Linked DNA regions of Homo sapiens: regions 2, 3, 4, 5 and 6 are each linked to region 1. Evidence: chromatin loops called from intact Hi-C (ENCODE). Cell type or tissue: dorsolateral prefrontal cortex. All regions are shown on one strand. Region 1 overlaps KCNAB1 (potassium voltage-gated channel subfamily A regulatory beta subunit 1). Region 2 overlaps KCNAB1 (potassium voltage-gated channel subfamily A regulatory beta subunit 1). Region 3 overlaps KCNAB1 (potassium voltage-gated channel subfamily A regulatory beta subunit 1). Region 4 overlaps KCNAB1 (potassium voltage-gated channel subfamily A regulatory beta subunit 1). Region 5 has its middle 110 kb from the start of KCNAB1. Region 6 has its middle 100 kb from the start of KCNAB1.

Region 1 (4,000 bases):
TATAAGAAATCCATAAAGTCACATATGTGAAAGTGCTTGGCTCACTGCCTGCTAGCATGGGAACCTAAGTGCTCCCTTGCTTCAAGCTCCTTTTTAACCAATCCTAGTAATCTATCACTTAGGCATCTTTAGCATTTCCAAAAAGAAGTGTGTGTCTATTTATAAAGGATAGAGGGACAGAAAATAAACACCTAAAATAGAATATTGCACAATTCTGAACATATCACCCTCCTTTCATCACTTGCTTTTTCATTTTCTTTCTTTTTTTTTTTTGCTGTTGCTATTAGGATCTACTCAGAAAGTGTTTGTTTTTCTTTCTTTTTATCTCACACATGGGCTCCTAATCAGCTTGGCCTCAGGAAGTGTGGGAATAAATAACTCTTCAAACGATGTAATACGAAGGTATCTTTTATCAACTGCTGCATTTCCAGTGCCTGGCATTGTGCCTAGAACAAAAATATTTGAGCCAGAATGAAATGAAAAGGACTGAAACTTCCACCAGCTTGCAGTGTCTCTCCCATTAGCTTGCCCCAGTGTCCGAAGATCTCCCTAGACTGGAGACATCAGTTCTCAGAGACTTCTGTTAAAAGGGGAGTGTGCTTGCTGAGTGGTGGCCACGCTAATCTAAGCTACTAGATGGTAGACCAAGAAGGAAACCGGACATAGTCCAAGCCTGACCTAAAATAAGAGAAAACAGGAAGGAAGCTTCCAGGCTAGATCAACAGAAAAGCTCGAGTATCCGAGCATGGTACATTACTACGGACTATCATAGAAGCAGGAGGGATGGAATTGAAAAAAAGGGGAAGGAAAACTAGAGAGAAACCTCACTTAGCTACCAGCTTTTCTCAGAGATGTCAGGGCAGAGAATTTGAAGGCATAAATGAGAGTTTTCATTGATCATTAAACAAAGACTCCAGAGATAAGTAGGAACAATTTTTCACCTGAACCCCTCTCTGTGGGTTCTGTCACAGTGCAAACATGATGTTCTAGCAGAAGGATTTAAAGACAAGCTCTTCCCTCCCTCCTCTCATCCCCTGCTTCCTTATCTACAAAATGAAGCTGAAAAACCCTACTTCAAAGGGTAACGCCATCCTCTCAAAGAGGCATATAGTGGATACCCAGGAAAGACTATCCCTCTTGCCCTTTCTCCTTTTCATAGTATTACAGGGTTGACATATGTGGAAGTTGAAAATTACATTTGTTCCTAAATTGCACTTACTTTCATCCTCCCAGGACCCTCCAAACCCCACCAAAAACACCCTTTCATCATGTGTTCTTGTGACCTGCCCTTTTCATGAGACACTTGGCACACTCAGACCTGCTTGAAAAGTATTAATAGCTAGAGCTGTGACTGTGAAAATCAATAGCCTAGAAAAATGCTACTCATGCAGGGGGTTGTATTAAAAAATGTCCACATGATTTATTTTAGATGACCTAATTTGGTAAGTCTCTGGGCCTGTGCTTATTTGCTGTGAGCTCTCTAGCTGTTTTTCTCCTTGCATCAATATTTCTGGAGGAAAGTAGATGACACCAAGATGGCTCAGGCTCAGGACGTATGTGATTACTTGAAACCTGAATAGGCTGCTGGTGAAGGGCTGTGGAGGCGTAGTGAAAGGGGCTTATTCAAAACAAACAGAACGTGTTATTTCCTATTGAATGGAATAGAAATTCTAAAATAAGTATGTTTTCAAAGTGTCAGTTTAGATAGAAAATGCTTAGAATTTAAGCAAGAGTGAGAGACGAGTGCTGCTTGGGTTTGAAATATTGTTGAGAGGGGCAGATATTCAATCTGTTTTGAAATTTCCACTTGGGGTTTTCCAGGATAAAAGTTGCTTTGTTTATGCAGCATGACGAAAATACTGGAAATTCAGGGCTTGAGAACAATACTGGGTTACAGGGATCCGTGCTTTCTTATATACAAGTTGTTGACAGCGGTTTCGTCTGAAAAAAAGTGAGCATTTTGAAATCTGATTTTCATGACCGAGGAGTAACTGTAGGCCAAAGATGTTTTCACCCAAGAGAAAAACAATTCCTGAATTTCCCTGCAGTGCCTTTGAGTGCCACTGGGATGTGCTATTTCATAAAGAAAAGGAAGCTCTTCTGTTGCCTGAAACGCTGCTAGCAGAAAACTTTATTCAGACAGTCCTAGACTCGAACTTAAATTTGAATCTATGTATTTACCTTGATTATGACAATGGGAAATTTTATATAGTGAGAAAAAAATTAAAAAGGTAAGACCAGCATATTCCTAAGGTTCTGAGAAGCCTAGATTCCATGGCAAGCCTATGTTATTATAACCTAACCCAGTTAGATATTTTATAGAGCAAATTTTCTATGTCTGGGAGTTTTCTAGCGTAGGGGGTTCTGAGCTACACCACAGACCTCTGGGCATGGCTGGTGAAGAAAGGAAAAGTAGACATCTCATCCCCTACCATCTTTCAGAGAATATTCTGTTGGTGTCAGCCCCACCTCAGGTGCAGGCACCTTGTTACACAGTTAAGATGGAGCAGACTGGAACGTGTGTGCTATCTGGACTGCACGGGAGAAGGCCATATCAAAGCCTGTCAATGCTCTCAGAACCATGGTCTTGTGGGCCTGGCTCATCACCAAGTTAGGAGATGGCCCTCCTCTGTACCCACTGTTTGTTTTCACATATCACGTGTCACCTCTCCACACTTAGAGCGAGTGCCTCCCATCCAGTGATTCCTCTTCCTCTCCTTATCTAGTTACCAACTAATTCTCCCTAAGTTTTAAAATATAGATGCTTTTTAATAGAGTGTCTGCAAAATATATCATCCAAAGAAATGAATCCCTAATGATGGGAGTACAGGTTATTTTTAGACAAACTGTCTAGTACTTAAGGCCAGAACTATTTTAAAATTTTTATCTGAAAATAATTTCAAACATAAGGAAAAGTTGCTAAAATAATATAAAGAACACATCTGGGCTATTTATTCCTTAACATATTGTTAACATTTTGCCCCATTTGCTTTAACTTTTGTTCATGCTCTCACATGCTCACTCCTTACAACCCACCTCTCCATTTATTTTTCCAAGCTTTTTAAAACTAAGTTGCACACATCATGGCTTTTTAGTCCTCAGTATCTCTTAATAGTTATGATATTTTCTTATCCCCAATACAATTAACAACTTTGGTAAAATTTACATAAATATGATATTTTAATCTACCATTGTATTCTAATTTTGTCAGCTGACACAATAATGCTCTTTGTGGCATTTTTTTACTCCAGTTGTACAGGATCAGTATTGGATGGCAATATTTTGTTGTCATATCTTTTAGGTCTCCTTCAATCTGGAACAGTTCAGGAGAAATTAATTTTAGTATAGGAAGGAGGTCAAAGGAAAGACTATGACTAATTGCAAGTCCGCCTTGGGTTGGGAGGTGGCGCTGTGGTGCCACACAATTGTTATGCCTGCAGGAAGGTCTCCTGGATATTGTTACCGTGTCCCTGACAACGACTGTGTCTCCCACAGCTACCCAGCGAGGGTTACCACGTTTTCTTCTGGAACTTTAGGCCCAAAGCTGAGGGATCTCATAGGCCTGCTGACCTTATTAGCCTACATAAATCCGGTCCCCTGTGTCCCTGTGCTCAGCACATCCCCTGAGGGTGGGTGTTAGTGGTAGGTGTGTTAAAAGGGAGTCACCAGGCGTTAAGAGGGGTAAGGCCCTCTGAGCACTGATGGACCACAGACACGGTTACCTCAGGATTGTCTAGCCCCTAAGTCAGGTGCCCATAAATGAGCTGGGTTAGGAAACCATCCCAAGAGGCTGAAGTGGCAGCCGAAGGAGAGGCCTGATACCAGCTGGATTCAGAGTGACGGGAGTATGGATTCTGGCCTTAGCTTCTGGTGAACCCACTGTGGGAGGGGTGGGAGCTTTCAGAAAGATGCAGGTTCTCAATGGGCTAGATGGAACATTTTTAGACAATGGATTTTGACCCAATTGTCTTCTGTCATTTTCTCCTTCATGATATTCCTC
Region 2 (4,000 bases), 230 kb after region 1:
ATCATTCCACACTGTAAGCGTATATCAAAGCATCATATTGGGTCCCAAAAACATATAGAATTGGCATTTCTCAATTGAAAATAACACTAAAAAACAAACCAAAAAAGCGCCCAAAGAGCCATTAGACCACAGATGAAGGAGTATGGAGTATTTAAAGCTGAGTCTTGGGATTAGGGAATTTTGCAGATAGGTGGTGATATCTGAACTGGCCGGTTAAAGGATGGACATTTCTGCAAAAGGAGAAAGAACATTTTTGGCTGAGGGAACAGCATGAGATCCTCCAAAGTGTGTAGCAGTTTTAGAGAAGAGTCCCAGTAGAGGATACTGAGGGGATTCTGGTGATAATGAGGAGATTAGGAAGTGAGCCAGGGCCATGTGGTAAAGGAAGTGAAGCCTCCAGTGTAGAGAGAATAGAGCATTCACTCCTTCACCAAGGCTGGGGTCTCCTTGCCCACAAGCAGATGTTCTAACATGGGTGTCTTCCAAGTGAACACAGTCAGCAAGAGCCTTATCACAAGTTTCTTTAATAGGCTCTTCAGGGAAATTTACAGAACTTCTCACTGAACTAAATCAGTGGACATTTTGAAAGCTGGAAGGCAATTATAAGCTGGGCCAGAAACACAAAATGAGGAAAGGATCTTGTGGAAAATGGAGCTGTTTCAGCAGGCAGGAAACACAGGGAAGTGGTTCTAACACACTACTACTACCTAGTTCCTTCTCTGCTCACCTCCATATCCTGTGGCCCCTGGAAAAGATGAGACCTGGGTAAAACTGGTAATACCTATCCAGTCATTTGACACGTGAAAGGTTCCCAAGACTCAACTGCCACATTAGCCTTGCACAGATGCTTAACATTTCATTATATTTACTCTTTTAGCTGCAAAGAAAAAGATGAAATGCAAACTCTTTTGAAGGAACAGTGCAGCTAAGTTGAAAGAACACTGGATCAAGAATCAAGAAACCTAACCTCATTTTTACTTCACCTGAAGAGCTGTGTGGCCCTAGGTACAATAGGGCCACACAATTCATCTGTAAAGTTCCCCAACACACTGCCCATTCCAAAATCTTGGGGAAATTTAAAAGCTATATTCATTTCCAGGTCCCATCCAGATCTACTGAATCATAATCTCCAGAAGTGAGATCCAGAACCTGCATTTTCAGGCTGGGTGAGTGGCTCACACCTGTAATCCCAGCGCTTTGGGAGGCTGAGGCGGGTGTATCACCTGAGGTCGGGAGTTTGGGACCAGCCTGACCAACATGGAGAAACGCATCTCTACTAAAAATACAAAATTAGCTGGGCATGGTGGTGCATGCCTGTAATCCCAGCTACTCAGGAGGCTGAGGTAGGAGAATCTCTTGAACCCAGGAGGTGGAGGTTGCAGTGAGCCAAGATCACACCATTGCACTCCAGCCTGGGCAACAAGAGAGAAACTCCGTCTCAAAACAAACAAACGAAAACAAAAAACAAACAAAAAAACCAACCAACCAACCAAACAGAACCTGCATTTTCTAGTCTTTTTGTGATACTGGTTGGTGCCATTTACCGACTATTTTTTGTCCCACTAGCTTCTGGGAACCAAGTAGAGTTGCATTTTGTGGCCCCCTTGTGGTGAGGTGGGGCCATGGGAACAGTTCTGGCCACTGAGTGGGAAGTAGAAGGGGCAAGTGTCTCTTCCTGACTGGAGCATGGAATTGCCAGACTGAGACTGTCCCAGGTTGTTTTTCCCTCTGGCTTTGCAAGCAACCACTTTGGGATCTCCAAGTGACCACCATAAGCAGAGCACCCTGCCTACCTGCAATGAAAAAGAAGCCTGAGGGCTTGTTACATGTCGCTGAGGTGTGGAGCTTGTTAGCGCAGCCTAACCTAGCTTAGACTGACTGATAACCATCCTCTGGTGATTTGTACACAGTCAGCCTGATGCCAGGCTTTGACAAACTCGGGCTAGATGATCTTTCGGGTGCTTTCTACGTCTGAACTTTGTTGGTTCTGTAAACAGGTTATTAGCTATTAACTTCTGGTAAGATGCTTACTGGCCATCCGATGGGAAAAGCCCTTGTCAGGTCTTTCTGAGAGCTGCTCTTGCAAAATAGGCAGTGTGAAGAGATTAGATTGGGGATGGGGGCAGGGCAGAGCTCTCAGAGAGAGCAGCTATATAGTTGGGAGCAAGGAGTAGGTACATTCCCAAGGGTCAATTCAAGTTGGCCTGAAAGCCAACTTGGCAGCTGGAATTTCTATTTCTACTTTTAACAATTCAACATTTCCTGCCACTAGAATTTGTATATAAATGAATGGGTAATCTGCTTCAGGGGTTTTCATCCTGGGTGAAGATGGTCCCTTAAAATTTTGCTTGCCTGGAAACCCTTTTGTATGAGGCCTAAACTCCTTAGCACTGTAATTTAGGCCACTTCAATCCACTCTTAGGATAAATACCCATCCTGATTTGCCCAGAATTATCCCAGTTTTGCACTGAAAGTCTGGCATCCTAGGAATTCCTCAGTTCTGGGCAAACTGGGACAGTTGGTCACCCTACAGGCCATTTTGTTTCTTTCTAATAACATCACTGTGAAGATAAATTCTCCTCACCCCACCCTGATACTTGGCAAAGTTAGGTTTCAAGCTCTTCCCATGTGCTCTGGCTCAAGTCAGAAAAAAATAAAACCTCAACAGCTTCTGTTCTGCAGAAAGAGGTTTACAGATTTCAATATGCTAGCCAAAAAGAAAAAAATTATTCTCAGCTTGATTCTTTTGCCAGCTTGATAGGCATCGGCAGAGATGGGTGGTTTCCAACAGCGTTTTTCGCCCCTGAGCTGGTTTTGAGCCTCGCAGCTCTGCCACTTGACGGCATCCAGGTTTCCAGACGCTGGCAGGGATGCTACAGTCTGTCACCATCAGGCCTGCTTTGAGTTTTTCTGTTCTGACAGCTAGACAAGATGTCATTTGAAGGGTGTTTAGTACTTGGGTGGTTGTTTTCAGGGTGGGTGAGCCCCAGAGTAGATTTGATTCAGGAAACATTAAATGTTGGAGGCTGGTCTGTATCCTACTTGAAGAGTCAGATTAAAGGGTTGTATAAAATTAGGCACTTTTTATTCTGCAATTAAATAAGTTCACTGCCCTTTTGCTAAAAATGGATAATGGACAACTGAATGGCAGCTTGTTGGAAAATGGTGAAACCCAGAGTGGCTAAAGCTGATACAGCATTTGCTTCACCACCGTCTTTTTACAAGATATTATGAAGTGACTAAGGAGAGTATATTCAACTTTCAGAAAATACTTCTGAGTGAACTCTTTGCCTGAATGTCCTTCTACTCTGCAGCCTAGTAGCCCGATAGTAAAGAATGATTTGCTGAAAAGCCCGATTTTCCCTTTCTTCATCACTCTCTTCCCTCCTTTAGCTCTCAAAAAGTCCTGGGTCTCAGACCAAAGGTTGTTCTAGAAACAACTTGCTCTTGGAGAAATGTACCAAAGGAAAATGGAGTGCAAAAGCAAAAAAAGTCTATTTCTAGGGAGACCAAATTAGGAAGAAATGAGAACATGAGATATGAGTAGAAAGAAAGGAAGGGAAATAAGGACCTTTCTAGAGGCAGGGATGGTTCATGTGGTAGGCAGTCATTAGGTGCCAGGGAATATAGTTGAAGATGTGCTGGGATAGGCTTCTTGTTTCATATATTCACACTGGCACAGGAACCGCATCAGAACTTGTACTATTTCTTCTTTTAGATGAAGTTGGGTCCTCCTCAGAAAACTTCCATTCTGTGAAAACTCCCTTGGAATGGATTCCTCAGAGAGGTTTTGTTCTTCTGGCAGGAGAAGGAGGGCACCTGAAGGGGTAGGGGCACCTGGAAGGTGAAAAAGCATGGGAAGGAGGGTAAAGGCAATGAATATCATTTTTTCTACTTCAGTACCTTTCCAACAGCTGGCCCCATGGGAAGGAAAAGAAAACAAGAAAGAGTAAGAATAAAATTGTTTGGATTGGACTTTTCTCCTAACCAACCTCCTCAT
Region 3 (4,000 bases), 360 kb after region 1:
CTTCAAAGCAGTACAGTTATAAACCACCACCACCACAAGCTTCTGAAGTTAAATAAATAAACAACTTAAGGTAGATAAATCACAAACAGCTGACCTGAAGTAAAAATTGTGCCTAGGTCTAGGCCTATTTTTTATTAGTGTTAACAGCAACTCCTCTGATGAAACCAAATTCTTGCATTATACCAGTGTTGTAGCCTCCATCTTGATCCTTGCCTCTTAAAAAAAAAAATCTGATATCAGCTGGGTTGAACCATAGGATACTGTCAATATTAAACTATTATGGGGCTCTAAAAATAGCAATTTTATTTGGTTAAATATATAATATGTTAGTGTCTAAAGTGGTGCCTTTGCTTGTTAGATAATCATTCTTCTTTTTTACATAAAAGTATAACATATTTACTGGAAATGTGAAAAATTAAGAACAAAATTGCATGTAATTCCACTAAATAATACAATTATTTTGCATGTTTTTTCTCAGTATTTTGCAAGCATATTTAAAATATTTATAATTGTTAATAATATTCAAGCTTTTAATTATGCCTAAAAACTTCACTCCTAACCTGTTTCCTCATCTAGAATAAGAAGGAACTGCACTGGATTACCTCTAAGGCTTCTTTTGCTTTTATCTTTTTTATCTTTTGCTTTTATCTCTGTGGCCAGATTAATTTGAGTACATTTTATCTGATCAAAACATTAATTTCTAATAAGCATATTTTTATCTTTACCCCTATGGCTTATTGTTCATGCAGTACAACTATTTGCTTACAACTTTCAAAGTTCTAGGGAACATTTTGCAGGAAAAAAAGTTTAATGTGAGCTACCACTTTTGGCATGTGATCCAATTTAGAAAATTAAAATATTGATCAACCAAAATTGTTTTCACTCAGAACAAATAGTTGTATTAATTTCTTTGACATAAAATGCATATTTTTTAAAACATTGATGGCCTACATTACTGAAACAACTGTCCCCAAAATGTTAGAATCTGGGCCTATTTGAGAAGAAACCTGGGCCATTTTCAGTTTGTGTTACTGTTTCAAATTCACAAGTTATTCTACACCCATTATCCCACGTCAAGCTTTGAAAGAATTTCACAACATCCATATCATTTCTCACTTTACAGAAGGAAATTGAGTACTCAGGGAAACAAAGTGGACCTGCAGCATTTATAGGGAGCCACCTGTGTGCTAGGGATACAGGGAGTATGTACGAGAGCTGCCTGTGGCGGGTGAGCGCTGGGGAGGCATCATTAGGTTAAAGAATAATGATTATTTCAACCTGGAAAGGAGCGCAGAGGGAGGACTTAACAAAGTCTTTCAATAGTTTAGTCAGTTTTTCTAAAAGTTTGTGATTGAGAGCTAATGAAACTAATACAAAGGCCCTGGCTCACTGAAGGAGGCTAGGACCTGGACCTCAGCATTTTTGCCAAATTTCCCAGGCGATTCTGATTCATGGTGGTGGAGTGGGGCGGAGGGGAAAGAGGGAGAGGAAGAGAGAGAGAGAGTAGATATCATACTAGCTATCTGTTTGCTTATGTACTAAGGCAAATAACTAAAGATTATAGCATGAAGCACTTGGGTTAGATAAAAAAGCAAAAGAGGAAATATAGGAAGACGTTTGTATCCATTGAAATGGCTTACTTGGGAATAGTATAAAGCAGTGTGTGTCAGCATTACTTGAAAGGCTGCTTAAAACACATATGCAGACTTTGTAATTTACTAAGTCTGGGGTGAGGCCCTGGGATTTGCATTTGTAACAAGTTTCCAGGTGCTGCTGCTGCTGCTGCTGCTGCTGCTGCTGGTCCAGGAGCTACACCCTGAGACCATTGGTGTAGACAAGCACGTTGGTTCTAAATCCTGGCTGCACACTAGAATCATCATCTGGGATGAGTTTTTAAATTATTATCGATGCTGGGGCCTCACCCCCAAGAGATTCTAATATAATAGAATTTCAGTGGAGCCTGGGCCTGGATAGTTTGTAAAGCCCCCACTCCAGGTGTTTCTAATATGTAGTCGGAGTTGAGAACCACTGGGATTAAGGCTTCTGGAAAACTAGGGAAGGAGCCCAGACCAGGAGAGTCACATTCAGTACTGGGTTATCAGGTTTAATCACATTTGTCTGAGTCTCCTTTCCCAGAGGCAGGTGATGCAGTGCACTAAACTATCTTTCTAACATCCTTTCCTCACTCAGAATTGTTATTCTGCCTAGGAGGCTTTTAAAAGGCATCTCCATGTTATGCACTTAACAGTATCTAGAAGACAGTTGATTTTTCCTTTCAGCAATGCTGCCCTCTAGTGTTCTTAATTATTCAAATCATGTAAAAACCCACCTTGGCCATCAGTATGGTTGTTTCCTATTAGTAAGCTAAACGAATTTTTCTCTGAAATAGAATTAAATTTTAATTCATGGCAACATGAATCTCCAAAACTGCAGCCTCTTGGTTCTCCTGCAATTTCTCCCTGCTTTTGATGTTGCAGCCTCCTTCCAGGACAAGAACTCACAGAGTTCCCTTTTCCCAATTCCACCAAGCTTTTCTCTTCAGAGTCAAAACTAAACAATGAGGAAAAAACTACCAGCAACAAAAAGACCTGAGGCATTGGAGTGCCTCGCAGAGGCTCTCCTCACCTTTTTCTCATTTCTGCTACACATCTCATGCCTCCTTTTACACTTGGTTCACAGTTTATTGAGACTAGAATTCATCAAACAGGTGCTGCCATGTCTTCCCATGATGGTTCTACAAACCTCCCTGGGTCCCATCATCTTGACAAAAGTGTCCTTCTTACCTCTAGGGGCTCTGTCCCTCCTCCCTCTCCCTTTATCAAGTCTCTCTCCCTCTTCCTTCCCAGCCCCGAGGCCATTTCATCAATAACTCCCTCTTCCTAGGTCACTCCAAATGGCACACAGGCTTACTCTTAATGTCCCGTGACCCTGAATATCCCTTCAGCTCCTGTCCTATTTCTCTTCCAAACTTATTGAATGCATTGTGTTTAAGGCCTCTCCTTCTTCCACTCATTCTTCCATTGAGTGGCTTCCAATGGCTCCAACCTTGCTTGATCCCATCACATCACTGACACTGAAGCTGCTTTTCTCATGGTCTGCAGTGGTCTCCCTACATATGGCCAAATCCAGTGGACACTGTTTGGGGCTGTTCTGACACAAATGTCCATGGCGTTCCACCCTGTGGGCATGGCTCCCTCTTGAAGTGCCCTCTGCTCTTGGTCTGACACATCCCTGTGTGCCGGCTTCCCTCCTGCCCCTTTGGCTGCCGGCTACCCAGCATCCTGCATGGGTCCTCTCTCTAACCCCTGGGCTGGCCATCAGAAACTCTTCTCTTTTCTGTCTATAGACTTTCCTTACAAGGCTCATCCATTTTCATGAATTTAAATATAATCAATAGACTGGTAACTAATAAATGTATATACACCTCTGGCCCAGATTGCTCACTGTCGTATTTATCCAACTATTAAATATCCACTTGACATCTCCCCTTTATTTTTTATTTTTTATTTTTTTTGAGACGGAGTCTTGCTCTGTCCCCCATGCTGGAGTGCAGTGGCGTGATCTCGGCTTACTGCGAGCTCCACCTCCCAGGTTCATGCCATTCTCTTGCCTCAGCCTCCCGAGTAGCTGGGACTACAGGCACCCGCCACCACGCCCGGCTAATTTTCTGTATTTTTAGTAGAGACGGGGTTTCACCGTGTTAGCCAGGATGGTCTCGATCTCCTGACCTCGTGATCCACCCGCCTCGGCCTCCCAAAGTGCTGGGATTACAGGTGTGAGCCACCGTGCCCCGCCCGTCATCTCCCTTTTAGTATCTCACATGCATCTCCATTTTTCACATGTCCAAAGAAGAACCCTCGATTTTTCTCCCAAACCTGTTCTTCCTTCAGTCTCCCTTATCTCTGTAAACAGCCAGATATCTGGGAAACAGCTTTAATTCCTCCCTTTCCCTGACCACACTCAGTCCATCTGTAAGTATTGTGGATTCTGCCTTCAACAT
Region 4 (4,000 bases), 320 kb after region 1:
TCTAGTGAAAATTTTTGGCATTTGGTCTTCTGCTGTCTTCCCCCTGAAACTTTCCAGATGCGAACACCATGGTATAATTTCACATTCTGGTTCTGTAGACTATGTTACACAGCTCTCCCAGGAGCAGCAATTCTGAAGGTGTCAGTATTGTTAGGCCCACTGCAGACTAGAGAATTGAGTCTCAAAGAAAGGTCAGAGAACCCAAGTGGGGTCCCTAGCATGCTAGAGTGCAGATTTCCGACCTTTCAAACCTTGTGATACCCTGTTATTTGTTTACTTAGTATTCCTGTCCTTTCCTTACCTCCTCCCTGCATACAACTGTCCCCAAAAGTGGCTCATATCATGATACTTTTTCATGTTAATTTAATTTCACACTGTTTCTTGAGATAGCTGGTGATACCCTGTGCCTGAGCATCACAGAAGGTTTATAGGAGAAGGCATTAGACCTCATAACATCTGTCTGCCCTAATCTCTTCATCAAAGCTTTTAACAAGCTACCATCACAGACAATCCTTTCTCAATGGATGGAAAATATTTCCAGAACAATATTCAAGCACTCCATTTTCCTGTCAGAAAAGTAATTGTGGCTGGCTGATAAACCAGTATGAAAAATCAAATTTAAATGAACCAAATTTAAATTTATAAGAGCCTCATTTAACATGCAATTAATTTTATGCCTATAATAAAGAGACTAAAGCCTCTGGTCTCCCTGAGGAATTAAAGAGGCTGATAAGAGAATGCTAAATGCTGTGCCCCATGGAAATAGGGTAACATGATTCTCGAACACTGTCATCCTTTTGGTTGCATAATATTATATACAATACATTCTATTTCAGGGAAGCATTAATTTTACTAAAATTAATTTTTTTCTGAGTATTCATAGAAATGTGACCAAATGGTTAGGGCTGAAACATAGGCGGTTGGTTCCTGACTCCCTTTTTAAGTTCTTATTCTCTCCTTCATATTACGTCTTCAGTCTTTATAGCATTAGCGTCCAGTGTTTTTGTTTCTTCCCCCAAAACAGAGAATAATAGAAATGGTAGAGCTCAGCTATATTTTATGTTCCTTAAACTTTGTTCCAATTAGTAAAATGTTGAGCAAAGGCTTCATTTGCTAACCCCTTTATATTACTATTAAAACCAACATTTACATTAAGATGGGGTTGGGGCAGTCATTTATTTCTGATTTAAACCATTTTAATGAGTTTTATGTGTAATAAATGTACCTCTAGCTCACTATAAGCCTATTAAGTGATCCAAAATACATAAATATTAATTTGCATTGTTCAAGAAGAAAAACACTAACTGTTGGAAAGAAGCTGCTTTTTATTCTAAATTTTGCTTCTGGATATTGCCACATACAAGTCACTGTGAAGGTCATTCCTAAGTGTATATTTTCCTGTGAGAGTGATAATATTCCTGAAAAAGCTCTAAGACTTTTTTTATTGGGGGAAGTCAGCCTTTCATATATTTTTAAAACGTTCTAGAGTCAATTAACAATCATTGTATTCAACGCATTTTTGAAACTATTCCAATTCTATTTTTTTAAAGCAAATTCTTGAAAGAAACCAAACTTCAACTCTGAATAGTGCTCATATTTAGATTTTGGGGTTTGTTTCCTGCTTCTGCTCCCAGGATTGAAGGGCTCCCTCCAGAGGCTGCAGCTCGAGTATGTGGATGTGGTCTTTGCAAATCGACCGGACAGTAACACTCCCATGGAAGGTAAGTTAAGAAAGCTAATAAAATACTCTAGAAATCTTGATTCAGTTTGAGGGCTTATTCTGCTCACAGCAGGAAATGAATTGTATTCAGACTGATCAAACTGAATGTGAAAAATAAAAATGTTTCTGACTGATGCCTTTTGGCCTCAGCGTTTAACCCCAAAACCAATGCTCTGCGTGCTGCGTCTTCTTCTTTTAAAGCAGTTGAAGGCATTGGGCTCGTGGCTCCCGCTGGTTACAGTGCTCACCTTTTCCAGGTTCATTTCACTTTTGTGATTTCATCAACTAAAACAATAAAGTTAATTGGAAAGGGGCTTTATAACTCAGCCATCATCGCGTCACAGTAAATCCTTTGAGGGTCTTCCTATTTTATAATGGCTCTAAGTCTGATTAGTTTCCAGTCTGTGGTAGCAATGCTCAGTGGTGCCACCAGCAGGGATTCCACAGCAGTGACTGCTTCAAAATAAGATATCATTGCAGTTTGATTGTTGAGTCTCAAGGAGCTGCAACATTTTATCCCCCTTCTGTTATAACTGTTTGAGGACCACAGTTTAAGCTTCTCCCTGTGGAAGCTTTCAGAATGTTTCTAAAACCAGATTTTCTTCGATTTACATTTATTTACAGAACTTGCTAGGATGTTTGAGACAGAAGATAGTTTGAGAGGCTGAGGATGAATTAAAAAGAATGTTCCAGTTAACTGAAGTTTAAAATCATATGGATTATCACTTACCTGAGGTGATTGAGAATGAAGATATTTGAGAAAAAGAGCAAAAATGAATATTCTGGTTATTTGAACAGTATGATGTGGATTACCACTTTTAAAATAATTAGAATAGTTTGATTCACATGAGATTACATTGAAGGTAACTTTGTCCTTGATGATTCAAAAGGCAGGATCTTGTAATAAATCAGGCTCTGTAAAGAGTGGTTCTTGTTATAGGGTTATAGAAGGGTTATAGTAATGGAAAAGTATAAATGATTGACATATTATAAATTTTTCTGGGTTGTATTTCTGACCATAAAAAAGTTATGGAAATTATTTTCCTTGCCATTTGTCTCATTCTCAACTACAGAGAAATGTAAAATATATATAGTCTTATAACTAACTTTCTCCTACAGTTTTCTTCTTTCTTGAATCCGGGTAAAATTAGGAGTTTATTATAAAGCAGTATCAGCGTGGGAAATTTTCCATGGAAATGACATAAAACTGCATATTTTTTGTCAAAGCAAAGATTAGGTGTTTGAGAAAGCAAATCATAAGCATTTTATTAGTATAAGAAGTATTTATTGCAAGGATAATATGACGTTATTCAACTCTTTTTTTTATTTTTTATCTTATTTTTCCATAAGTTATTGGGGTACAGGTGGTAGTTGGTTACATGAGTAAGTGCTTTAGCGGTGATTTGTAAGATTTTGGTGCACTTATCACTAGAGCAGAATACACTGCACCATATTTGTAGTCTTATCCCTCACTCCTCTCCCACTCTTCCCCCCAAGTCCCCAAAGTCCACTGTAGCATGCTTATGTCTTTGTGTCCTCATAGCTTAGTTCTCACATATCGGTGAGAACACACAACGTTTGGTTTCCCATTCCTGGGTTACTTCACTTAGAATAATAGTCTCCAGTCTCATCCAGGTCACTGCAAATGCTGTTAATTCATTCCTTTTTATGGCTGAGTAGTATTCCATCATATATATATATATACACACACACACACACACACACACGCACACACACACACATATACACACACACACACATATATACACACACACATATATATATATCTCACAGTTTCTTTATCCACTCGTTGATTGATGGGCATTTGGGTTGGTTCCATGATTTTGCAATTGTGAATTGTGCTGCTGTAAACACGCGTGTTCTTTAAGGAATATTCACACTGTTTTCCATAGTGGCTGTACTAGTTTACGTTCCCACCAGCAGTGTAGAAATGTTCCAGTCAATTCTTAATGACACATTAAAACAGAGCACTAAAGTTATTTAGTCTGCAATAGTGTCAAGTAAAATGCCATTTAGTGGGGTCTATGAAAGACTGGAATTGCTTCACATTTTAAGTGCCTAGTGACTATTTTCCTCTTTTAGACAGTGTTCTTTGCAGTTATACCATGTACAGGATAGCAGAACATCTGAGATTTTTAAGAATTTTGTTCCCATCTTACCCCTACCTTTAATTTTAGGAATATATTGTAGGAGTCTCTCAAACAGAAAACATAATTTGCATTATATTTATAGAAGAAGGAGGAAATCCTCAATTAGGAG
Region 5 (4,000 bases), 140 kb before region 1:
ATTGGACGGGGAAGTTCCTTAAGAGGAGAGAAACCACTGTTATGAAGAGTATAAATCTGAATTACATTGACTCTTTATCTGAAGACAGTATTTAGAAAGAGATGCTGTTACCCTTCTTTAGCAGAATCAAGTGTTCCTCCTTGATATGGTTTGGCTCTGTGTCCCCACTCAAATCTCATCTCCAACTATGCCCCACGTGTCAAGGGAGGTAGGTGATTGGATCATGGGGGCGGTTTCCCGTATGCTGTTCTCATGATAGTGAGTAGGAGCTCTCATGAGATCTGATGGTTTTATAAGTGGCAGTTTCCCCTGTTCTTCTCTCTTCTGCCATCTTGTGAAGAAGGTGCTTGCTTCCCCTTAGCATTCCCCCATGGTTGTGTTAGTAAGTTTCCTGAGGCCTCCACAGCCATGTGGAACTGTGAGTCAATTAAGCCTCTTTACTTTATAAATTACCCAGTCTCAGGTATTTCTTTATAGCAGTGTGAAAACAGACGAATACACTCCCCAACACCATTTCAACTGTACCTTGATGATCATCAGCAGGACTGTAGTCAGAGCCAGCTGCAGCAAGATGGGGACAATTGTAGAAAATAAAGTTGCATTTAGTGCACTTTGGAATTATTACAAATTCTTATTCTGCCACATCATAATAGTGTTTAACACAAATATTGTAAGTCACTTCTGGCAAGTTGAGCAGTAACCTACCTTTTTTTTTTTTGAGACAGAGTTTCACTCTGTTGCCCATGCTGGAGTGCAATGGCACGATCTCAGCTCATGCAACCTCTGCCTCCTGGATTCAAGTTGTGAGCAACCCATCACACCCAACCTGGTTTTCTTAACGCATTAAAAAAAGATCTGAGAGGCTATAAGTGGATAGGACAATCAGTATTCTTTATGCTATTCTTTTTATTTGTTTATTTCATCTTCAGTGAGCCAAAGGCTTCATTGTTTTTATAATAATAAAGGAGAAAGATCAATAAAAGAAACTTAAGCTTCTTTTTATTTGTTTATTTCATCTTCAGTGAGCCAAAGGCTTCATTGTTTTTATAATAATAAAGGAGAAAGATCAATAAAAGAAACTTAAGCAATGAAAGGAACGATAAGAAAATACAAGGAAAGGATCTGGAGTTTTTAAGAGCCTGAGTGGATTCTATGATTTCTTAATTTCTAATTTATATGCATCCAGCTTCTCCTGTACTATTTGTTCCACAATGTTTTTGAGAACATTTCCATCTTGTAAATTGGTTGAAAATGAGTATTTCTAATCACTGGTTCCCATTTTTATAGCTTTTGTATGTACTATAAATACTATATAATAACCTCTACTACTATATTTATGTGCCATAAGACAAAGTTCTTGCCTAGAAATGATCACTTAGATGGTGAGAATCAGTAAAACTAAGTAAAATAATTGGAAAATGAGGCAATCTGCAATAAAATGTTGAGTTACACATCTTGGATTTTAAGGGAATGATATGTGGTGGTTCATAAAACCATAAACATAGCTTTCCATGTGCTTAGATTATTTATCCACATCAGCATCTCCAACTGTGAGTTCAAAATATACCAATTAACAATAACATTAGTAGCAATGATAACAGTACTATTAGAATAAAAGTATCTTATATTCCACAGTATAAGTGTCTCATTGTTCAGCAACCCTTACAAAAACCATGTGCAGTAAAAATACTTCACTATTATTTATACTTTACACATGAAGAAGCTGGAGCTCAGAAAAGTTTAGCAATATGATCAAGGTCACAAAGCTCCTTAGTGACTTAGATGACTTTTCTATTTAGTGACCTGCCCATGGGAGGTACAGATATCCGAGATCCCCATCTATCTCTAAGAATCAAAGATAAAGAGAATCACCAGTAGCTCCCCTACTCCACTGGGGATTTCCAGTGAAGAGGAAAATGTGGCAAGAAATTTCTGAGTGACACCTGCTCAAAGCTCAAGGAAATTTCTTGCTGAGTTCATTGCTGTGATGCCTGACACTGGATGGCAGTGTTGCACTGGGCAGAATTCACTAAGTGCCTAAGGGTCACGCAGGTCCATTTGTTTTTTGTTTTGTTTTGCTTTTAATTGTATATATTTAAGGTGCACAATTTTTTTTTATATCAGTCCATTTGTTTTTAGAAGTAGGTTACTGTTGGCCGGGTGCTGTGGCTCATGCCTGTAATCCCAGCACTTTGGGAAGCCAAGCCAGGAGGATCGCTTGAGGTCAAGAGTTCGAGACCAGCCTGGCCAACATGGTGAAACCCTGTCTCTAATAAAAATACAAAAATTAGTTGGGCGTGGTGGCACATGCCTGTAATTCCAGCTACTCAGGAGGCTGAGGCACGAGAATCACTTGAACCCGAGAGATGGAGGTTGCAGTGAGCCTAGATTGCGGCACTGCATTCCAGCCTGGGTGATGAAGAAAACCAAACCACACCTATTAGTCTGAAACTTATCAGAATCTATATAACCAGTTTCTTCCTGTGGGCATATAGGTTGTTTCCTGCTGGCATGTTATTGGATATCCAAGTTGATCCCCACTAGCCCCTTTTGTTGGATGTTAGGTTATTTACAACTCATTACTATTGTATTACCTTTAGCTGCTGTAACAGATTACCACAAATTTATTGGCTTAAAGCAACACAAATTTATTCTTTTACAGCTCTGGAGATCAGTTTCTGAAATCAGTTTCATTCGGCTAAAGTCAAGATGTCAGTAAAACTAGTTTCATATGGAGGCTATGAGGGGAGAATCCAACTACGTGCCTTTTCCAGTTTGGAGAGGCTGCCAACATCCCAGACTCTGCTTTCCTCACATTTTCTTCTCTTCTCTGTAGTATCTCTCTCTGTTTCCCTTCTATAAGGACACTTGTGATTTCATCTTCGAGCCCACTTGTATAATCCTGGTTAATCTCCTCATTTTAAAGTCTTTAACTTAATTACATCTGTAGATTTTCTTTTTGCCACAGAATATAACATATTCCCAGGTTTCAGAGATGAAGACATGGACACCTTGAGGGGCCATTATTCAAACTGCAACAACCATTATAAACAGGTCCAATAGGTATGAACAGGTACAACCGATTGGAGGAAAATACTAGAAAAAAAGGAAGGAAAATATTTTCTCCAAATCCTGAACATTTTGTAAAGAGTTATAAAAATGTTTAAAGACACAAGAATAGTTGTAAAACTGCCCAAATTTCTAATACTGCCTAAAATAGGGACTAGTGATATTCATTTCAATCAAGACATTTCAACCAATTTGAAGTCTTGAACGATGTTTTCCATCAAATAAACTAAAGTCCACCATGAAAGAATAAAGGCAGGCAAATCATGTAGGCCATGGGGAGCTGCATATCTCAGGATGTGAGTCTCAGAGAAAGTGAAAAGGGACCTGAGACATGAAGGAAAAGAAGTGAATCAGGGATGGGGCACAAGGGAGAAAGCCCCTGACACAGAGAATGTGCAGTGTATGGGGGTGAGGACAGACCTGGAGATAAAAGAGAGCATCACATATTTAAAGAACCAAAGGCAGGTTTATGGCGGATAGTGTATTTTGTGGTGGCAATGGGAGGGGGTGCTGCCAAAGAGGCAACTGGTTACTTAACTAGGGGCTGGATCAAGATGGACCTTGTAAGACCTATTGTGGGTGGATTTGACCTAAGGCAGTTGAAGAGCCTTTGCAAATGATCTGAGTCTTCTGATACATAAACTTAATATTAAGATGGCAACACTTCCAAAACTTGTGTTGATCAACTTGTGTAGATCAACTTGTGTTGATCTACAGATTCAACACGATCTCTGTCAGACTCCTAAGCTGGCTGAGGATTTCCAGAAATTGACAAGCTGATCCTGAAATGCACATGGAAATGGAAAAGACCTGGAATTGTTTAAACACTTTTGAAAAAGAATAAAATTGGAGGACTTACATTTCCTGATTTCAAAAATCACAACAAAACTACAGTAATGGAGGCAGCACAACACTGGCAAAAGGATAGACA
Region 6 (4,000 bases), 130 kb before region 1:
TATGCCTGCAGTGTCTGAGTGTCTTTCTCCTTTGCTATAATTGAGGGCTTTCTCTGTTTAGACACACAGGGGCTCTTCTGTAACAAGTGACTAGTACTGATGTGTTAAAAAATCCAAAAGCCTACTTTTTACACACCCCGAGGCCTCTCATGAATAACTTGAATATCATAATAACAACGCACTTATGAAAGTTGATTTATTTTTAGTCTTTTTTTCTTCTCGCAATAAAGATACAGGCAAGCCATAATGTCATAATGTCACAAAATTCATATTATAGGTAAACATTTTTTAACTGTTGGAGACATACATCTAAAAAACCACAGTTGACTCTTGAACAACATGGGGGTTGGGGTGTTGACCCCCTCCCCTGTGCAGTTGGGAATTTGTGTATAACTTTTGACTCCCCCAAAACTTAACTACTAATAGCCTACTGTTGACTGGAAGCCTAACCGATAACATGAACACTCAATGAACACATATTTAGTATACATATTAGATAGTGTATTCTTACAATAAAGTAAGCTAGAGAAAAGAAAATGTTACTAAGAAAATCATAAGGAAGAAAAAATATGTTTACTATGTATTAAGTTGAAGTGAATCATTATAAAGGTCTTCATCCTTGTCATTGTCACACTGAGTAGGCTGAGGAGGAGGAGGAAGAGGAGGTCTTGCTGTCTTGGGGTGACAGAGGCAGAAGAAAATCCACGTGAAAGTGGATCCATGCAGTTCAAACCCATGTTGTTTAAGGGTCAGCTGTAATATACATTTTGCCAAGTAAAAACAGCAATTTAAATACATGTAACTAGGTGTTATGTTCATTTCTTGACTGGGTAGGATGGCTCTGCATAGGAAATAAAACAAAGTAGACTAGTGTGTTTGTTCATCTGCTGGTATGGCATGAGCATTACCTAGGATTCCAAGTAACATAGAGAAATATAAAAGTCAAATGACATCTGACAAACTGTGCCTGACCAAATGACTGTGACCCAGCTGTAGGTGCACTGGGATGGCTGTAATGCCCCAGTTTCTCAGAAGCACTCAGCAGTGTCTATCTGCAGTAGATTTGGGGCTTGAGCTTTTCCTGGAAACCGTATAACAGCCTTTAAATATTCTTAGCCTTCGTTAATAATATGGATCCAGAGTCTTTAGGAGCTCAGGTGTTTTCTTTTGCTTGAAGGTGAAGACAAGTCTGGACAGAATGTGTTATTGTTCCTGGAAGGAAGCCTAACTTTCACCAGGGTCCTTGGAGAGCCACAAGGATCAAACATGTCTGGGGGAGTGAGGTGAAAACATACAGCTCGTAGTCTCAGGCCTAGTCTTGGAGTGGACACATGGGATTAAACGCCCATGGCCTTTTGCACCGACATTCACCTGGTGTTTTTTGCCTTGATCAGGGGTCCTTGAAGTCAGAGTCATGTGAAAATGGTAATTAGGTTCAAAGTATTATTGAGAAAACCATTTCACCTTGACAGTCAATGAAACAATTTGCTGCTGCTTGCTCTGGCAGCACACTATTAAGCTATCATTGAATCTGAGCCCTGGAATTGCTCACTCAGAACCATAACATTGCTGACTCTGTTAGGACCCTTAAGAAAAAAAGCTGTTTAGTCTGAAGCTCCCTACTTGGTGATGAGGGGCCCGAGGTCCAAGAGATGGAGAGAGGATCACACAGTGAAAAGGCCACACCTCTAATTCCTGCTCTTGGACTTGGCCATGTCCTTTCTGTCTACCCCTAGGCCTCTGAAAGGATATGAGCTTTGGTGTCTGCACTTTAACATATGCTGCATCTGTGAGCTCATGATTCTTCATTTGTAAAGTGAACAAAACAAAACCAGCCACAGAGTGTGACGAGGTGTGAATTATCCATCACCGTGCATGCAATAAAGACCTTCTGCCTAAGAGCATGCGTGTTATTTTTCCTATGCTTTGTCTCATCTCTGATGAGTCCTACTACATTTGGAAGATGTAATCACCATGGCCCTGGTAAAATATACTATCATCCCGGGAATTACAAAAGCACTGGACACCAGATGCTGCTGCCCAAATCAGAAACCTCATCAACACTGAATTTAGTTCCTGACCTACAGGAATAATAAAGTATGTGAAAACAATTTGTAAAATGTAAAATGCAGTAAAAATGCTAGCTTTTTGTTCTTATTAATATAACATAAAATCATCTATTTTAATGATTTTTTTATAGGCCTGAGCACAGTTTTTCTTTTTTTACTAGAGGATTAAGACAAATCAGCTTTGGTGATAAACATGCCTTTGTGCAAGGGTAGCCCTTGACAACAAGAGAGAATTGCTCAGAAACAGCTGCCTTCTGGTAAGAAAGAGAGATCACAAATGAGGGAGGAATAGTTCCAAATAGGTCTGAGAAAAGCCATGGACTAAACCCTTACAGCTCAAGAGAGGGATTCTCAGGCTGTTAAGGAGGTGTAGTCTATCACCCAGAGTGTCCTTTTATTTGGATGTAACCAAATTCTGAAGAGGTTCCTCTGGGAATCAGTCTTTCCTTTAAGACTTGTCAGCATCATTTTGAAAGCCTGAGGGTGGAACCTGTGGAGCATCCACACTTTAGAAAACTGAGACTTGTGAGACATTTGACAGACTGTGATGTCACTCAGTCAGGGCCCAGGGCTATGTCATCTGCTAGCTCACTTGTGAAGGCAGATGGCTATGGGAAGACTGAAGCATGGGCCTAGGATTTCACCAGCAAGTAGTAATGGGAGACCCTTTTTTGGGATTTCCCAGGTCAGGTGGAGATTACACTTAGACAACAAATAGGAAATCCTTCAGTGAGGATAAGGTGAAGGAGATGACCTTCCTGTGGAAGGGGAGGTGGGTCCCAGCTGACTGGTAATGTTAATAATATCAGCGTGGTGAATATGTGGGGAGTATAATTGTGTTGTAGAACAGATGGGGAATGTAGAAAAGTGTAAAGATGAAAAATTAAAATCACATAATATAGCACTGAAAAGCACTGCATGACTGTCATTTTGAACTGGAAACGAACACAGAAACATGAAAATGATTGGTTTGTTAAGGCAGTGGGAAAGGTAATTTTTTTCCTTTCTTTTGACATCTGGTTTGCAATGGTTTCTTTTAGTTCTTTTAATGGAAACATATAGGTGAAAGACAGCTATAAAATATTGCTAAATTTTAGAAATGTAGAATGCCATTTTGTTTGTTGCTTTTAAAATTGGTTATCCTCACTTAAAGCATATTGTGAACTTTTCCCTAATGCATAAACATTTGTCCAAAATATGATTTAAATGGCTCCTTTGCATTACATCACGTGAATAAATCATAATTGATTTAAAAATTCCCCATTGTGTACATTTAGTTTGCTGCCTTTTTACTATTATAAATCAAACTGTAGTCGATATCCTTATACATCATGTTTGTGTGGATCTTAATTGCTTCCTTGAGATAAATACTTTGAAGTAAAATCACATGATCAAAGGGTATACAGATTTTTCATATATTGGTGGATTGTGTTCTGAAAATATTTCTGTGAATTTATACTCTGAGGGGAAATGTTTGAGAGGCGCAAAGAGCAAGACGAGGGACCAGGAATCCATGGTGAGTTGACCTGGAGAAAGACTGGGGGACACCTCTAGGAGAGGCCTGGCAAGAAAGGGAGGAGAAGGAGCTCTCAGGAAGAAACCCAGGGACATAAGCCTCACCAGTGACAAACACAGCAATGTGAGCTGAGGGCAACACTTCGCCTTAAAGTGTAGATTAAAGAAAATGATGCATACAAAAAATGTTCATTGACCTCTTACGGGCTTTACAAAAGTTTCTAAGGTAGTTTATTATCCCCTAGTCACAGAGGCAGGAAGGGAGGCACAGAAATTAAGTAAGTTTCCTACCACCACGCTAATGAAAGTGGCAGAACACAGACAAAAAATGATGTATGCCATTCCAAATCTCATGGTTTTCCACTCAACTTTTTCTATACTCTGAAGGAGAGAGGTTGGCCTGATGTCACCTTTTT

What was found. Peaks named below come from ENCODE experiments on the same cell type or tissue, not always from the same donor. Only the 100,000 strongest peaks of a DNase experiment are listed, where the experiment ranks them.
Region 2: it touches region 1 in a loop (2.5-fold over the local background); 34 of 110 quality-filtered maps call a loop at or near these places.
Region 3: a loop joins it to region 1, with 3 times the contacts of the local background. A loop is called at or near these places in 97 of 110 quality-filtered maps.
Region 4: it touches region 1 in a loop (2.8-fold over the local background); 6 of 110 quality-filtered maps call a loop at or near these places.
Region 5: a loop joins it to region 1, with 2.7 times the contacts of the local background. A loop is called at or near these places in 9 of 110 quality-filtered maps.
Region 6: a loop joins it to region 1, with 3 times the contacts of the local background. A loop is called at or near these places in 10 of 110 quality-filtered maps.

The regions. Positions count from the first base shown.
Region 1 is chr3:156,148,599-156,152,598 of GRCh38, forward strand. The region is part of intron 1 of KCNAB1 (potassium voltage-gated channel subfamily A regulatory beta subunit 1); the gene reads left to right. Among named protein-coding and RNA genes, the nearest start is that of KCNAB1, 30 kb to the left of the region's middle. In dorsolateral prefrontal cortex, CTCF peaks have their summits at 2,061, 2,261 and 3,390; DNase peaks (open chromatin) are centred at 2,063 and 3,423; H3K27ac peaks cover 3,003 bases.
Region 2 is chr3:156,381,043-156,385,042 of GRCh38, forward strand. The region is part of intron 1 of KCNAB1 (potassium voltage-gated channel subfamily A regulatory beta subunit 1); the gene reads left to right. Among named protein-coding and RNA genes, the nearest start is that of KCNAB1-AS1, 64 kb to the right of the region's middle. In dorsolateral prefrontal cortex, a CTCF peak has its summit at 1,621 (motif pointing left); a DNase peak (open chromatin) is centred at 2,819; H3K27ac peaks cover 1,049 bases.
Region 3 is chr3:156,507,608-156,511,607 of GRCh38, forward strand. The region is part of intron 8 of KCNAB1 (potassium voltage-gated channel subfamily A regulatory beta subunit 1); the gene reads left to right. Among named protein-coding and RNA genes, the nearest start is that of SSR3, 46 kb to the right of the region's middle. In dorsolateral prefrontal cortex, CTCF peaks have their summits at 2,304 (motif pointing left) and 2,510; no DNase peak of the experiment used is centred here.
Region 4 is chr3:156,473,100-156,477,099 of GRCh38, forward strand. KCNAB1 (potassium voltage-gated channel subfamily A regulatory beta subunit 1) reads left to right here. Exons shown (of 14, transcript NM_172160.3): 8 at 1,635-1,721. Among named protein-coding and RNA genes, the nearest start is that of KCNAB1-AS1, 28 kb to the left of the region's middle. In dorsolateral prefrontal cortex, CTCF peaks have their summits at 1,662 (motif pointing left) and 2,111; a DNase peak (open chromatin) is centred at 1,659.
Region 5 is chr3:156,009,033-156,013,032 of GRCh38, forward strand. No RefSeq gene overlaps it. Among named protein-coding and RNA genes, the nearest start is that of KCNAB1, 110 kb to the right of the region's middle. In dorsolateral prefrontal cortex, CTCF peaks have their summits at 1,998 (motif pointing right) and 2,201; a DNase peak (open chromatin) is centred at 2,009; H3K27me3 peaks cover 539 bases.
Region 6 is chr3:156,015,219-156,019,218 of GRCh38, forward strand. No RefSeq gene overlaps it. Among named protein-coding and RNA genes, the nearest start is that of KCNAB1, 100 kb to the right of the region's middle. In dorsolateral prefrontal cortex, no CTCF peak of the experiment used is centred here; no DNase peak of the experiment used is centred here; H3K27ac peaks cover 1,180 bases.